Regions from separate parts of the Homo sapiens genome. Here all the other regions are linked to region 1. A link is a loop called in an ENCODE intact Hi-C map of the cell type or tissue named here. Cell type or tissue: mammary epithelial cell. All regions are shown on one strand.

Region 1 (5,000 bases):
CTTATTGGTAAATAGGAACTCTCTCTGTGAAGTGGCATCCTCTCCATAGAGTTGTTATGATGATTAAATATGTTAATACTTAAGTGATTAGAAAAGTACCTGGCTCATGGTAAATGCCATATGTGTTACTGTTTCTTTAATTGCCTGCGTCCCAGGGACTCTTTTATTGTCATTGATAAATATTTTAGATTTATAGCTATGTCCCATAATGAATCACTCTTTCTCTTTTGCTCATCCTCAAAGTTGGAGACTATCATCAAACTCAGCTGTGTGATAATTTAACAAAGAGAATTTCACCTTTAGGTGAACATGAGCAGGGATTGTACAAGCCAGGTCCTACTAGCAGGCCATAGGGCCCAGCAGTCCTTTGCCTGCAGCAACCTGAAAGGTTCATCCTGGGAGGGTGAGGCTGGACGTGAGTCTTATAGGCTGGCAATATTTCAGCTTCTTTTAGCAGTTGGCCCCGATATTTGCAGAATTCATAGGAGTTTGGGATTCATATCAAGTCTTAGAGTTTAAGTGTCATAAGCTGATGGTCTTGTATGATGTCATTACTCCTATTATGTATTCTGGCTCCATGCCCAGGCAGTATTTGGGGATTTATTGATCATGCCTGTGCTCCTCTTAGCCACAGTGCTGTTGGTTTTAAAGAAGCAACCCTTAGTTTCAGATTGAAGAGCCTTGGCTCTTACACATGTCCTCAGTTAGTCCAGTTCCTAGCTGTTCCCCAAGAACACTTTAGCTGTTCTGCTTCTTGAGCTACGGGTTCAGGACTGCATGACATATCCAGCACTGTGCTGGAGCTGCTTCATACTGGTTAATGAAAGCGGAAGACATGCATCACTTCTCAGGTCTCCATTTGGGGATGTCATGTTGGTCGCTTGCAATTAGCTATGGAGGAGGTCTTGACACCACAGAAATTGACATATGTCACAATCAGAGCTTTTTAACCTAGGGATTTTATTGTCAAAAATTTACTAGTGCACCATTAGTGTTATGTAACTCTGCAGTTATACCTAAGGGCTTTGTGTTTTTACCCTGACACCTCTGCTTACAAGCAGAGTAACTCTGGGCAGGTAATTCTACCCCTCTGAGCATCAGTTTCAGCATTTGTGAAATAGGGATAATCCCTCCCACTTGAAAGAAACTTTTTATGATTAAATAATAGATACAAAAGACTTAGAATTGTGCTTGGCACAGTGCGAAAGATGGACAAATGTTAATTCTTTCTTAATTACTCAACCTTTTGGAGACTTCGGTTCTGACTCACATTCTGCCATTATCTGTGCATGACCTTGGGCAAATCATGCCACCAACAACCTGGACTCGGTTAGTTCATCTTTAAAAAAGGGAGAAGGCTTAGATCAACTCTGAGATTATTACCATTTTTAATGTTTGAAAACTTTGTTGAAATGTTGAAATCGTATTAGGATCCTAGACAGTTAAGGGAACACCCTCTACCTGATCCTGGGCTCGGAGAAAAGGACAGGCCCTTTCCTAGGTCATGGCTGACACTCTAGAACCCTTCTTCTTTTCTTTTAAAACAGAGAATATGGATTATTTTAGTCCCTGGATTCATCATTTGTGCTTACCTGGGTTTAAACTCATTAGATTTTGAACTCCCTCCTCCCTCTGCCCCAAATCCAAATGACACAGCAGACTCCTAAAAGCTTGCTCTAGCCTGGCCCTGTCAGACTACATTTTCATCAACCAATTTAAAATCTTCCTGATCCCGCTGATGAGTGAGAACATGCGGTGTTCAGGGGACATAAACATGGGAACGATAAACACTGGGGATTACTAGATGCGGGAAAGAGGGAGGGGGAAAAGGTCTGAAAAACCACCTACTAGGTACTATGCTTATTACCTGGGTGATGGCCTCAGTCATACCCCACACCTCAGCATCCCACAATATACCTTTGTCACCAACCTGCACATGTGCCCTCTGATTCTAAAATAAATGTGAAAAAGAAAATCTTCCTGATAACAAAAATATGCCCATTCTTTTTTCTTTTTCTTTTTTTCAAACAATTTTTTTTATTAGCTCAACTTCTGGAGAAGAAGAAATATTCTCCATTTCCAATATAGAAAATGTTCTTAAAATAACATTGCAAGCATTTATCTTCATAAGCTTTCTGAAACTCTGAACAGATTTCGTTACACTTTTCTCTGTCGGATATACTACACTTACAGCTCAATTCAAAAGTCAGAGGAAAGGAGTCAAATGTCTTGGTTTTGTCCATCCTGCATTTAATGTGTGTTGTGTAGCACCTGAGCCTCTCAGTGTGTCTGTTATGCATTCTTGCGACTATTATTAATTTTTCTGTGTAATGTTGGAGCGGCAGCACCAGGCACTCGGCTCCCCACATGCATTTTATGGAACACACATTCAGTGTATGTGCTACAGCCCCCGAGCTGCCCACACCCCTGGGCCTGAGGGGAATGGTGGGGGAGGTGACCGCCAAACATTCGTGACATAATTTCCAAAAAATGTCCAGAAGTGCTGCACATTTTCTCCCTTCGTGAAAGGCACATGTGCCTCCCAAGCCATTGGGTTGGTATTCGTTACACATATAAACACAAGGGGGTGGTGTTTGAAAGCAGGAAAACCATGGAATTTGCTTCTCAATCCCAGAAGCAATCTTTTTTGTAGCACAGTCCAGGCAGCAGTCTGAGGCTATTCTTTGTCGTTCCACTGTAGTCATATTCTGCAAGACTAAGAAGGAGATAGTCTTGATTTATTGTATCAAATCGGTTAATTTAATTTTTAAAGACTTTTCTTAAATCTGTCCCACGCTCTCTAACTCTCCTCTTACTGCCCATGTTCAGGCTCTCATCATCTTTTATTTTTTACCTTATCAACTTAGTTATTTATTAACTTACATAAATAAGTTTCTGTTATTTATTAACTTACATAAGTAAGTGTTTCTGTTTAAGCATATAATCCACTGAGTTTTGACAGTGTTTATACCCATGAAATAACCACTACAATCAAGATAGAGAGAATTTCTATCACCCCACCAAAGATTCTGTTTCAGTTTGCAACCCAGCTTTCCATTCATCCCTAGGCAATTCTTGATCTTTTTTTTCTGTAGATGGTGAGTCACTTTTTATCACTTTTGGTCACTATGGATTTCCATTTAGTGGGAATCCACTGTATGATTTGCATTTCTAGAAATGGAATCATATAGCATGCCCTCTTCTCTGTCCAGCTTCTTTCACTCAGCATAATGATTTGAGGCGCATCTAAGTTGTATGCATTCCCTTTTGTTGCAGAGTGGTATTCCATTGTATGAATATATCGCAGTTTATTCATTCAGCTGACAAAATACATTTGAGTTGTTTCCAGCTCTGGGCTATTGTGAATAAAGCTGCAGTGAGCATTAGAGTACAACTCATTATGTGAAGATAGTTTTAGTTCCTCTTGGGTAAATTCCTGGTAGTGGAATAGCTGGGTCGTAAAAGGAGGTATAAGTTTAACTTTTTAAGAGACCGTCAGTTTTTCAAAGGGGTTGTAGTATTTTAATTTTCCAGCAGTTTGAGTGTACCAGTGTCTCCATATCCTAACCCAGACCTAGTATTGCCAACCTTTTAAATTTAGCCATTCAGTGTTATAGCTTTTAGAATTTGTCTAGTAGGTTTTCTGGCTTTGAAAGCTCCAAAATAAAAATAAAAACAAAAGAAAATAAATTGAGCCATGCTAGGGGATATAGAGTGCTGTCTCATGTGGTTTTAATGTGCATTTCCTTGTCAACTGGTGATGCTGAGCATCTTTTCTTCTTTTCGAGAATCTTTTCATATGCTTTTTGCCATTTATAAGTTTCATCTTTTGAAGTGTCTGTTCCAATCTTTAGTCCGTTGTTTTATTGAGCTTTTAGTTTTCTTACTATTGAGTTGGAAGAGTTCTTTATATATTCTGGATTCGAGTCCTTTGTCAGATGTATGTGCTATGAACATTTTCTCCCATCCTGTGACTTACTTTTTTGTTTTCTTAATGATGTCTGTTGAAGATATATATATATATATATATATTTTTTTTTTTTTGCAATGGGGTCTTGCACAGATACCCAAGCTGGAGTACAGTGGTGCAATCTTGGCTCAATGCAGCCTTGACATCCTGGGCTTAAGTTATCTCCTACCTCTCAGCCTCCTGAGTAGCTGGCACTGCAGGTGCATGCCACCACGCTCGGCTAATTTTTGTATTTTTAGTAGAGATGGTTTCACCACGTTGCCCGGGCTGGTCTCGAACTCCTGAGCTCAAGTGATCAGCCCATGTCGGGTTCCCAAAGTACTGGGATTATAGGCATGAGCCACCATGCCAGGCCCTGTTGAAGAGATTTTTTATTTTTGGTTTTCAATTAACCATTTATTTCTTTTATGATTTTTGTCTTTTGTGTCCTGAGAAATATTTGCCTACTACAAGGTCACAAATATGTTCTCCTGTGATTTCCCCTAAGAATTTTATGGTTTTTACTTGTTTATTTAGTTGATCCATTTTAAGTTGATTTTTGGGTTTTGTGTGAAGCAAAGGTATCAATACTCTTTTTTTCTACACAGATGCCCAGTTGTTTACTTTTAATGTCTCTTTAATTTCTGATATTATTTGTACCCTCTTTCTCTCCCTATCTTATCCACTCTGTGTCTCTGTCTCTCTTTCTCTTTCTCTTCTTTAACCAGATAGTGGGTTATCAATTTTTGTTGATTTTAAAAAATAATTAAAATAGCTTTTGGCTTTGGTGATTTTCTCCATTGCTTGTCTGCTTTCTATTTTATTGACTTTTGCCCTGATGTTCATTACTTCCTTCCTTCTAATTATTTCGGGATTACTTTGCTCTTCTTTTTCTAGCTTCTTGAGGTAGAACTTAGGTCATTGATTTTAGACCTTTCTTCTTTTTTAATATAAACCTTTAAAGCTATAAATGTCCTTCTAATCTCTGCTTCACCTGCATCTCACAAGCTTTGATATACTTTACTTTTATTATCTTCCAGTTCAAAATATT
Region 2 (5,000 bases), 400 kb after region 1:
CGAACTCTTGACCTTAACTGATCCACCCTCCTCGGACTCCCAAAGTGCTGGGATTACAGGCATGAGCCACCATGCCCGGCTGTTGTTCAAGCTTTTTAAATCAAGGTAGGGACAAGATGTAGCGGAAAAGAACAGTGAATTATAAATGCTTCTTTGGTGTTCATCTTCTTGGTTTCAGTTTGTAAGATTTACAAGGCTATTACTTCCAAGGCTGCCTTAACACCTCTTCTCACATTCTTATTTCCTCTTCTCTTTCTTTTATCATCTAGTTTTAGTGTTTTCTCATATCCTCTACAGATTTCACAATAGTTAAGAAGACAGTCTTTGGCCAGATGCGGTGGTTTACACCCGTAATTAGGCCAAGGTGGGAGGATTGCTTGAGGCTAGGAGTTCAAGACCAGTCTGGACAACATAGCAAGACCCTGCCTCTACCAAAAAAAAAAAAAAAGTATCCAGGCGTGGTGGTGCATTCCTATAGCCCTAGCTACTCAGGAGGCTGAAAGAGGAGAATCGCTTGAAGCAGGAGTTCAAGGTTATGGTGAGCTATGATCACGCTACTGCACTCCAGCCTGGGTGATGGAGTGAGACCCTGTCTCTAAAAATAAAAAGACAGTCAACTACCTTCAGATTTCTAACAATTTGAATTTCAGCCTTTTCCCCCCAATTTGGCTAAGAAACTGTTTTTTTCCCACCTTTACAGTGTTTCTCCTCCCACCCCCCCCATTCTGTAATTATTTATTGCTTAGGATACATCTTGTTTGAAACCCCTTGCATAAGGGAACCTAAGCTGCAGCATGCTGTATTTATTTCCTTATGAAAACAATTTATTAGGCCTGGTGGAGCCAATATCCTGGAGTTGCAGAGGAGAAAAATAAATTCTTGCCTCATATTTCCTCACCTAAATAATAGAATGCAAAGCTGTAATTTTAAGGCATCAGCTTTATGTGAAGTTTGACTTTAAGTTATGAAACCATAACAGTTTAGGTTTCTTGTTAGCTGCAGTTAAGGGGAGGAAAGTATTTGTTAAGTTGAGAACTAGTCTTTAGAAATCAATGAAGGGAACTAAATGCAGCTCAAAGATCCCTCTCAAAGAAGATGCACTTGATTTTGACAGTAACCGAATGTCCAGCTTGAATGTCAAGTTTCTATGTTTAGGGGCTGTTTCAGCCTCAGGTGGCCCTGCTTAATTGCTTTCCTGTTCCCATTACTAACCATGATGACAGCCTACCTTTCCTAACAGATACACTTGCATTTTAATTTATCTTCAAAAATAAATCACACATTATAGCATTCCCCTCTTCTGGGCTAATTGAATCAGTTCCTTAAATGTCTCTACATCTAATGATTTGAAAGAGGCACATTGTTTGAAATATTTAAAAAATTAGGGCCCTCAGGTTGTATGCAGAATGATCTCAGTGCTTATTTCAGATATAAGTGTTTCCTAATGATCTCATTCATCTCAAATGGGATATGCCTGGCCACTTTATTTGAAATGTTTCCTGAAAACTCTAACAGGAAAGCTTAATGCAAAATATATTTATAGAGAAATGGTATTTAATTTATTAACAAAAGCTTATAAAGAGCTTTACATATTTTTATCCAGAAATGCTTAATGAAGTATTTGGGACCCATTATGAAAACTTCTATAAAATAAATCCACTTATATTTTTATTTAACCTGTATATTAACTTTTTATGTGAGATCTAAACTCTCATTTAATTATCCTTTTCCTTCTAACATCCAGAAGAAAAGAGGCTGAGACTGTGGTATTTATTAACCATAAAAATTCTCTAGATATTAAGTTCCTCATTTCTTGATATGGCCTCTGGTCACTATATTCTATGAGAAGAGGTATTTGGAGTTGCAGGGAGTAGAGTCCTAATTGGTTATGACTCAAAAAACTATGTTTTGATACAAAACACAGTTCTTTTCTTTTAAAATATACCCTCTACTTTTCAGGGACCCCGGAGACTATTTTAAACATGGGAACTAGATTTGCCTTTGTTGTAAGGCCCAGTTCCATTTCGTATATGTTCGAGAAGCTTCAATTTGGGTACTGGGATGAGCGCAGTACTTCATCAATAATCACACTTAACAGACAGGAAGAAATTAAAATTCCAGCTGCACCGCCTTTTCTGAAGGGCCTGAGGGAAAAGGCATTGGCGCCCCCTGCAGTTGATGGTGTGTATGTGCAACTGAGTATTGTCCATTCAAATAGCTTGGATTCAATGTATTTTTATCTGATACTGGTGAGAAATCCTTAAGAGATGTTATCATTTAATTTGAATTTGTCTGGAGAAAAAAAATCTCCTAGAGTCAGACAAATTTTAGATTTTAGTTAGTTTAGGAGGACTTTCTTTTGACTTACAGGAAAAGAACAAAAGTGTTTCTTAGCCAAATTTACCGTAGAAAGTGCAATACTGAGAACACTATGGTCCCACTCACATAGTGTTCAGAGCACTCTGTCACAGAGGAAGTTGCATGAGTGTGTCTCAGATTGGAAGCTACTGTTTTTATCTTGTGGGTGAGGAAGAATTATTAATAGACAGATTCCAGAATTTATTTCTCTTCTCGCTCAGTTAAGGACTTGGCGTGTAACTAAGTTGTCTGCTTTTTTCTTTATTTCACATTTCTTAGCTTTCCTTTTTCCTTTTACCCTTCTAAAATCCGTCAATTCTACAAATAACTCCTGTTATTATTAGGTTGGTGCAAAAGTAATTGCGAGTTTTGCCATTTAAAAGTAGTGGCAAAGGCCTCAGTTACTTTGGCATCAGCCTAATACTTAACATAGGACCCTCCGATTCCTAAGCTTCCTCCCCAAGTGCATCTGCGCTTATACAGCCACTCAACTCACAGGATCTTTGGACATAAGGAATTCTCACATGAACTTTGGCACTATTCGGGGCAGGGATCTGTATTTATATTCATTAGAAAATGAGGCTAAGTGAACTGTCTCTCTCTTTTTACATGCTGAAATGGGCCACTGAAAAGATAACGAGGAACACTTTAGACGTCCTGACAACAGAGGAGGCATGGCAGCCTCTTTTGTCTCAACCAAACGGTTTGCTGTGTGAAAGGCATAGAGTAAAACTGGGAGGCATTTAGGGCTGGAATAGGTACCCAATTTGGACATCTACCACCAAATGGCAAGGAGCGGTCTTGCTTCAGGCTGTATAACCCCACTTTCAGAGCATCTGTGTTTTCCTGACTGCAGTTCCTAAACCTGGATTTTTTTTCTCTGTCAGTCATCTAAGTTCAATTGAACAAATATTCATTGAGCATATACTATGTGCCAAGCATTGACAAAGAGTCTATGAAGAACCCAACGGAAGTTTGTGGCACATCCCTACCCTCAAATTCACAGTGAGGGTGGAATGACAGTAACCAAATCTGTGAAAATATTCACATGAGACAGGAAAGAAGTCAGAATATCCAGTGTACAATGAGAGTGAAAGAGGATGTCTAAAAGGGGACAGCCCATTCACAACCCACACACAACCCACGCACAAATATTTTTGGGGGGGCCTCCCATGGGCATTTATAATCTTCTAAGTGCTCCGAAGAACATGTGTCACAAAAGATGAAGAGAATATTTTCCAGAACATAGCCCAACAAAGAACTTCTTTGACATTTTTTAGTGTAAAGGTAACTGACGGTATCTACCAAATTAGCAATTTGTAAAACTGGAATTTCTAAAAGCAAATACTTGGAGCTGAGATTACCTCCCACTTCCCAAATTCGAGTTATATGATCTCAAGTATAATACCCTTTGGTATAGACCTAGCCAGAAGAGATAATAGAGGTGAAAACAAGGGCAGCTTATTTTTTTTCCATTAAAAGCATTATATATAACACTATGTCATGTTTCTAGTGCATACACACCTACTGTAGAGAGGTGTTGCCACCTACTGTTGTTTAGTCAGGGGATCAGACAGTCATGGAATAGACCGGTGGTTTTCAAACCAGGTTCCAATTGTAATTTAGGGAGCTTTACAAAATACGGATGCCTGGTCGCGCCTCCAGAGATTTCAATAAGTTTAAGAGGGAGCTTAAGGGATTGATATTTTAAACAAACTTTCTGATGTCTAGTAAGGCACAGCCTGGTTTGAGAACCACTATTTAACCCCCAGAAGGTTAACCATGTGGGATTACTTGAATCCACTCTAAACCTCTGGATTGGGCAGATGGATTCTGTGCCTTTCCACTTCGTAGTGCTCTTTGATTTGCTGTTTTTAATTTAGTATTTGAAAAACACATCCAGCCTCAAATGGATTGACCTTTCTGCTAATGTATTTCACCTAAATTAGCAGAGGCAATTAGCTAATTTATATTGGAATTGTGCACTTTCCAGTTCACATTTATCAACTCTTAAATGCTTGATCTGGTGTTGCAGTTTAAATTTTTTATTATTACCCTTTAAATCTGAAGTAATGTCTTACATCTAATTAGCCAAACTTACATATTCAATTAATAGATTCATTATGGGCTAATGAATATGGAGGCAGCACTAGGGCAACATCTGCCTGCCAGTTGAAATGACTGAAACTTTTCTGCTCTGAAGAAAGGAAAGAGTCTGTTCTATAACTTAAATAGCTTGAATTTTCCGTTTTAACATTTCTGAGTACTATACTGCTCTTAAGGAGTTTTACGGACCTGCCAAGATAGGAAAGTCAATATGCTGTCCAGAGAAACCTGCCCTTGTAGAGGAATATGAAATTCAAAATTGCAAAGAAAAAAAAAACACATCTGAAGACATTTTTTAGTATAAAAATGTACAAATCTAGATGGTCACTCCAGATTATGGAGTTTTTCCTAACTTGTGTTTTTCATAACAAATGCTTGAGAAAAAAACTAAATGAGAAAATTAATATCACAAACTAAACAAAATGTTTAGTATACCTTAGGATCACTCCAAAACTCACTTGATTTCATGATTTAAAGATATGTCCAGACATACTTTCAATAATTTAATGTTCTATGGTCAGTGATTTTTGGAATCT
Region 3 (5,000 bases), 84 kb after region 1:
AGCTCCACAGACTGGGCCAGATCTGATGGGTACCAGCGCTCTGGTCATATGCAGAGTGATGTCCACTATCCCTGTTAGCTGCTCTAGGAAAAGAACCTGCTGATGAAAGTAAAATGTATAAAGTTCATGAGAATTAGGGTGGTGTGGAAGAATTTGGGATGAGAAGGTATGGTGAAGTTGAGGCAAGGGGATGTGACAGTCACCAGCATTTTAGACTTGGAAATTCTTAGACCTGGCTAAGGTCACAGAACTAGTTATTGTTAACTAGACTAGATCATGGGACCAGAGCTGTGTGTCCCCACTTACAAATCAGCTGGGACCAGAATAGAGAATCTGTTCGTCCCTGGTCAGAAATGCTGATTGCATTTACACGTATTTTTTTCTTTTTCATATAAATTAATAAAGTGTCAGTAAAACTTTCTAATGCAGATTCCCTAGATGAGTGAAAAAGAGCTAAGACCAGGACATTGAGAACCCTAGGGACATAGTCAAGTATTGACTCCTGCAGAACAGCCCCCTGAAGCCACCTCTTCTCAATCTTCTTTCCATTGCATCTGCTTCATTGCAAGAGAATACTATGGTCTTGCGTGTGGTTTCTTTCTTTTTTTTTTTTTTAAACATACAAGTCTACTTTGAATTAAACTTCATTATTGAATTCGTGATTCCCAGATGCTCTCTTCTTAAGTTCACTGAAGAAGAAAATTAAATAGAAATGCACCCAGTATAAGAGAAATTTGTCATCCAATTGAATATATTAAGGTAGAAACCCTGGATGAAAAAAATCCCAGAGCATTCTTGGTCATAGTTTGGTGGTGCCTCGAAAGAGAAAAGATCTTGTAATCCCCAGGATGACATTCATTTTGGCAACCACTCATAAAGACTTCTTATAAAGTTACAGGGTGCTCTTGGAACCATGGTGGCCTTGTCCAACTTGTTTAAACTCTACTTGTTGATGAAGAATCTCCAAGATATGTGGTTAAGAGAAACGACCATGGTGTAGACCAGGGTGCATAGTATATGGCTATGTGGTTAAAGCTAAAAAGAACATCTGTAAATGTGCATATATGGTATATATAGGGAAAGATATACAAAAGCTGGCAAGCTTGCGTCAGGGAAGATGAGCCCAATGGCCACGGTCCAGGGTAGGAGAGGGACTTGCTTTTTACTGTATAGTCTTTTGTATCTTTTGAAATTTATACCATGTACCTGCATTATCAGTTCCAAAAAATTAGTTGAAACCAGTAACTGAAAAAATAACTACTTAATGAGCCCTCTGTCTACCCTTTTGGAACCCAGCTTTCTAAAAGAAGACAAAACTTACCAAACCAACTTATAGAGAAAAGTACTCTCACCCCTAGCTCATTTTCATTCCCTGGCTGACCTACCAGCAGAACCTCCGCCCCCCTGCGGCCCGATACCATCATTTTTAATGAAGTTAATTTTTATTTTTATTTTTATTTTTACTATTTTGATAACCACTTTCTGTGAAATAATAGTTTTTTTTTTTCAAAACTTGGCTCATATCTCCTTTTATGTTAGCAGTCATGGCATAGAAAAGCTGCCCACAGAATGACATACATCAAAAACAGTTTTCTGTTTAGACGGATAGCTTTAAGTGTGTGCAAACAGGTGCCTCTATGTGTGGAAGGAAGACATGCTAGATTATTTGGGGTCCACCTGCAGAGGAATGAGCTAATTTACAGAAGAGTGAAGCAGGCTCTGCACTGAAGGCCAGGGTTAAGGCATATAGCTAATGATAAAATAAATGAATGTGACTTTCTAAAAATGTCATGGGGGAGAAGAAAATGAGGAGGAAGGGAAAACTGGCCTCTATAATCTTGTAATGTTACAAATAGAATTGCCATGTGACTCAGATCTTCTCAGAGGTTAGAGGGCATAGGTCACTTTTTTAGTGGTGCATCTTTGTCATTAGACGAAGAATAATTGGGAGGAAATGATTTCACCCCAGAGTTTAAATTCCTCGGTCACTGCCTCATTTTCTTCCATAGATCCATAGGAATCTCCTGGGAGTGAAGTGGAGCCTGTGCATTTCCTAGAGTTGGGCTTTTTGGGGTTTTGGTTTGGATCTATGGTGTTGCTCTCTTGGGGACAGAAAGTATGGACAGGGCACAGGCGCAGAGACAGGTCACTCTCTGTGTTTCATTCCCGTCCTGACACTTTCTAGCTGTGTAGCTTTAGATAAGCCACGGGACATTTGTGGATTTGAGTTTTTGCATCTGTACAATGAGTTACTAATACTAAGCTGGAAGGGTGCTAAGGGGACTGAGTGTGAAAATTGGTATCAAGCTCTAAGAAGCGTTTCCTTTCCTTTTGCAGAGAGTGCTAGAAGGGAGACTGCTGTCCCCACAATGGCTGCAGCCCCATTCCTTTTTCCAAGCTGCCTGGGTGAACATTCCAGGATCCTGACATTCTGTGGAAATTGATGAGTGCTTGCTCAAAGGTCGATGATGTGCTACAGATGGCATCACCTGTTAGAGACAGAGCTTTCTCAAGAGGAGCTTTGATTTCCTTTACTTCCCGAACTGCTATTTCACAGTCTCTCAGTAGATGTCAGCAGCACAGCAAACATCTCACTGCCCATCATGGAAGCAGGTTGGTTCAAAAACTTTTCCAATTAAAGAAAAAAAAAAAAAAGGAATTAGTTCTTTCCTTTGCAATTTTCTTCAGAAGCCCCAGAACCAAAATGGTAAGATCTAGTGGCTTCAAAGTAGATTCCTGAGAGGATTACTCAGGGTGTGTTTGCATTTTAAAGACAACCTTTTATTCCCTGTAATGAAAACATCACCCCTGAGATGGCTAGGGATTATAGCAACCTTTTTGGAATTTTCGGCAAGTTTATCTCACATTTACTCTCTAGGCAAGAGTGAAATAATAGAAGATGTCCAATATTTTGCTTCTTCCTGTGAAGTAAATCAAAACCCTGGGAATGTTTTCTCCTAAGTTAATTAACTGATGTGTCCTCCTCTATATCTTCATTATATTCAATTAACCCTCTGATTGCTACTACAGACAACTGCCACAAGCTCAAAGAATAAGGCAGAGTTTTCTCATCAGAATGAAAGAGAAGATTTGAGCTGCTCTGGAGGCTGAGGTTTGAGAATCACTTGGGCCTGGGAGGCGGAGGTTGCAGTGAGCCCAGATTGCACCACTGCAGTCCAGCCTGGGTGACACAGCAAGACTCTGTCTCAAAAACAAAAACAAACAAACAAAAAAAGAATGAAAGGGATTATTTGAATTTGTGCCCTAGCAATATTTTGAGGTGATGTCCACCCAGGCTTTGCTTATGACATTTCCTACCTAAGCTGACTCCCCTTCCTGCTCCCTCCATTCTTGCCTGCCCAGCCCCAGGTATGATAGGAGCAAGGTCAGCACTGCTAAAGGTGGGAATGTCTCCATTGATGTACCTACCCTTTTGTCCCCAGTAATATAAAATTTTGCTCTGAAACTTTACTTGAGATTAAATTGGCTCTTGGGTATTATATTTACCTTGCTTCTGTTCCTTATGGCTTTTTACTGTGAGGAAGTTTGCTCCTTGATTCGTCATGTTATTTTTTGGCATTAATGTTCATTTCTTGCTGTTGCATTTAAATGGTATGTCTCTTGATCACTGCATTTTTCGGTGCCCCCTTCAATTTTACACCAAGGAGCGTGCCTCACTTGCTCCCCCTAGTCCTGGCCCTGGGAAGAATGCACCACCAGGTTCATCCACAGCAGAGGGGCCCCATGGGCTTCCCAGAGGCCCCGTGGGTTCCCAGATGGGCAGTGTTGTCTCACCCACTGTCTTCAGGAGGAGCTAGCCTTCCTCCGGAGAAGGCTTCTGCGCTGCAGGACTGAGTGCAGGGCTCGCAGAGCCTGTTGGGGGAGCTGGAGCCAGTGTCTCTGCACACAGTGGGCGGCCGCTCTGATTGCCCATCTAAGGAAATGCTGGGGTCCTGTAGGAGTCAGCTGCTGTAAACTCCTACGGCCTTTTGGTGAGAAACCAAAAGCAAAAGCAAAGTGTGTTTCTCCATTTCCAGGATTAAAATTAAGCAAAACCAGACTTTCTTTTTCTTTTTCCCTTTATTTTTTATTTTTTATTTTTATTTTTTGGTACATGGAGGTAGTGCGAATGCGTGTCTTAGGCAGCCGGGGAAGGGGGCAAAGGATGGGTCCTGCCCAGTGCTGGGCAGTTGCCAGCTGGCGGCTGCAGCAGTGTTGCTCCTCAGACCCAGGGCCAGAGCTGGCAACATCAATGGTAGGGAATAAAGCTCAGTGGGTACGTGGTGCCGGGAGCCTGGCTGAGCGGAGACCTCCCAGTGAAGGCTGCCTCCTCCCTGTGCCCCAGGCTCGTTTGGATCTGGAACTGCAGGTGCATACACGCTCCTTGTAGGTTTCTTATTGAAAAAGCAAGAGTGGACCAGAGTGTTGTTATCAACATGGTGTCATGAAACAAGGTCAGACTTGGATGTAGAAGGCCTGATTGCAGGCCCAGCCCTACCCGTGGCTGGTTGTGGTGCCTTAAGTAAGTCACTGGGCCTCCCAGAGACTCACCACCAACCTGCAAACTGGGGAGAATAGAATTTATGCTGCCCACCCTAGAGATATTCGTGAGACTTGACTGGTTAATATTTGCGAAGGTAAAGGTGTGTATAAGGTATAAAGACTCCACAAACAGAGGCATGATTGCTGTTGTGGTGGTTATTGTTATTATCATTTGCTCCAACTCACAGTCCATGGTCTTACAATGTTGCTTACTTCCTAATTAAGTAGGGAATTTACTATATATCTTTGAGCCTGCCATGGTGCAAGGTTCTGTGCTGTAAAGCAGATAATGTGTCTTCCCACGAAGGGCCTAGGAATAGGACAAATATATAGAAAACGGGAAGGTATGCTAGAAAGGGACACTATTTCAGGAGAGACAAGCAAGGGAGGAGCTGTTGCTTCCAGTTGGAGGAAGCCGGGAAGACTTCATGTAGAAGTAGTACTGGAGCTGAGGCGGT

Evidence for each region. Peaks named below come from ENCODE experiments on the same cell type or tissue, not always from the same donor. Only the 100,000 strongest peaks of a DNase experiment are listed, where the experiment ranks them.
Region 2: it touches region 1 in a loop (9-fold over the local background); 24 of 110 quality-filtered maps call a loop at or near these places.
Region 3: it touches region 1 in a loop (6-fold over the local background); 6 of 110 quality-filtered maps call a loop at or near these places.

Annotation. Positions count from the first base shown.
Region 1 is chr15:57,664,864-57,669,863 of GRCh38, forward strand. All of the region lies in intron 10 of GCOM1 (GCOM1, MYZAP-POLR2M combined locus), which reads left to right. The region is part of intron 11 of MYZAP (myocardial zonula adherens protein); the gene reads left to right. It also overlaps the pseudogene LOC124903589. Among named protein-coding and RNA genes, the nearest start is that of POLR2M, 39 kb to the right of the region's middle. In mammary epithelial cell, a CTCF peak has its summit at 2,577 (motif pointing right); no DNase peak of the experiment used is centred here; H3K4me3 peaks cover 144 bases; H3K27ac peaks cover 259 bases.
Region 2 is chr15:58,068,849-58,073,848 of GRCh38, forward strand. It overlaps ALDH1A2-AS1 (ALDH1A2 antisense RNA 1), which reads left to right. Exons shown (of 3, transcript NR_147215.1): 3 at 1,960-3,857. Among named protein-coding and RNA genes, the nearest start is that of ALDH1A2, 5.6 kb to the left of the region's middle. In mammary epithelial cell, a CTCF peak has its summit at 2,167 (motif pointing left); no DNase peak of the experiment used is centred here.
Region 3 is chr15:57,748,834-57,753,833 of GRCh38, forward strand. It overlaps LOC105370834 (a long non-coding RNA gene), which reads left to right. Exons shown (of 6, transcript XR_001751554.3): 4 at 2,338-2,613. Among named protein-coding and RNA genes, the nearest start is that of POLR2M, 45 kb to the left of the region's middle. RefSeq lists enhancers at 2,376-3,128, 3,551-4,147. In mammary epithelial cell, CTCF peaks have their summits at 2,566 and 3,694; no DNase peak of the experiment used is centred here.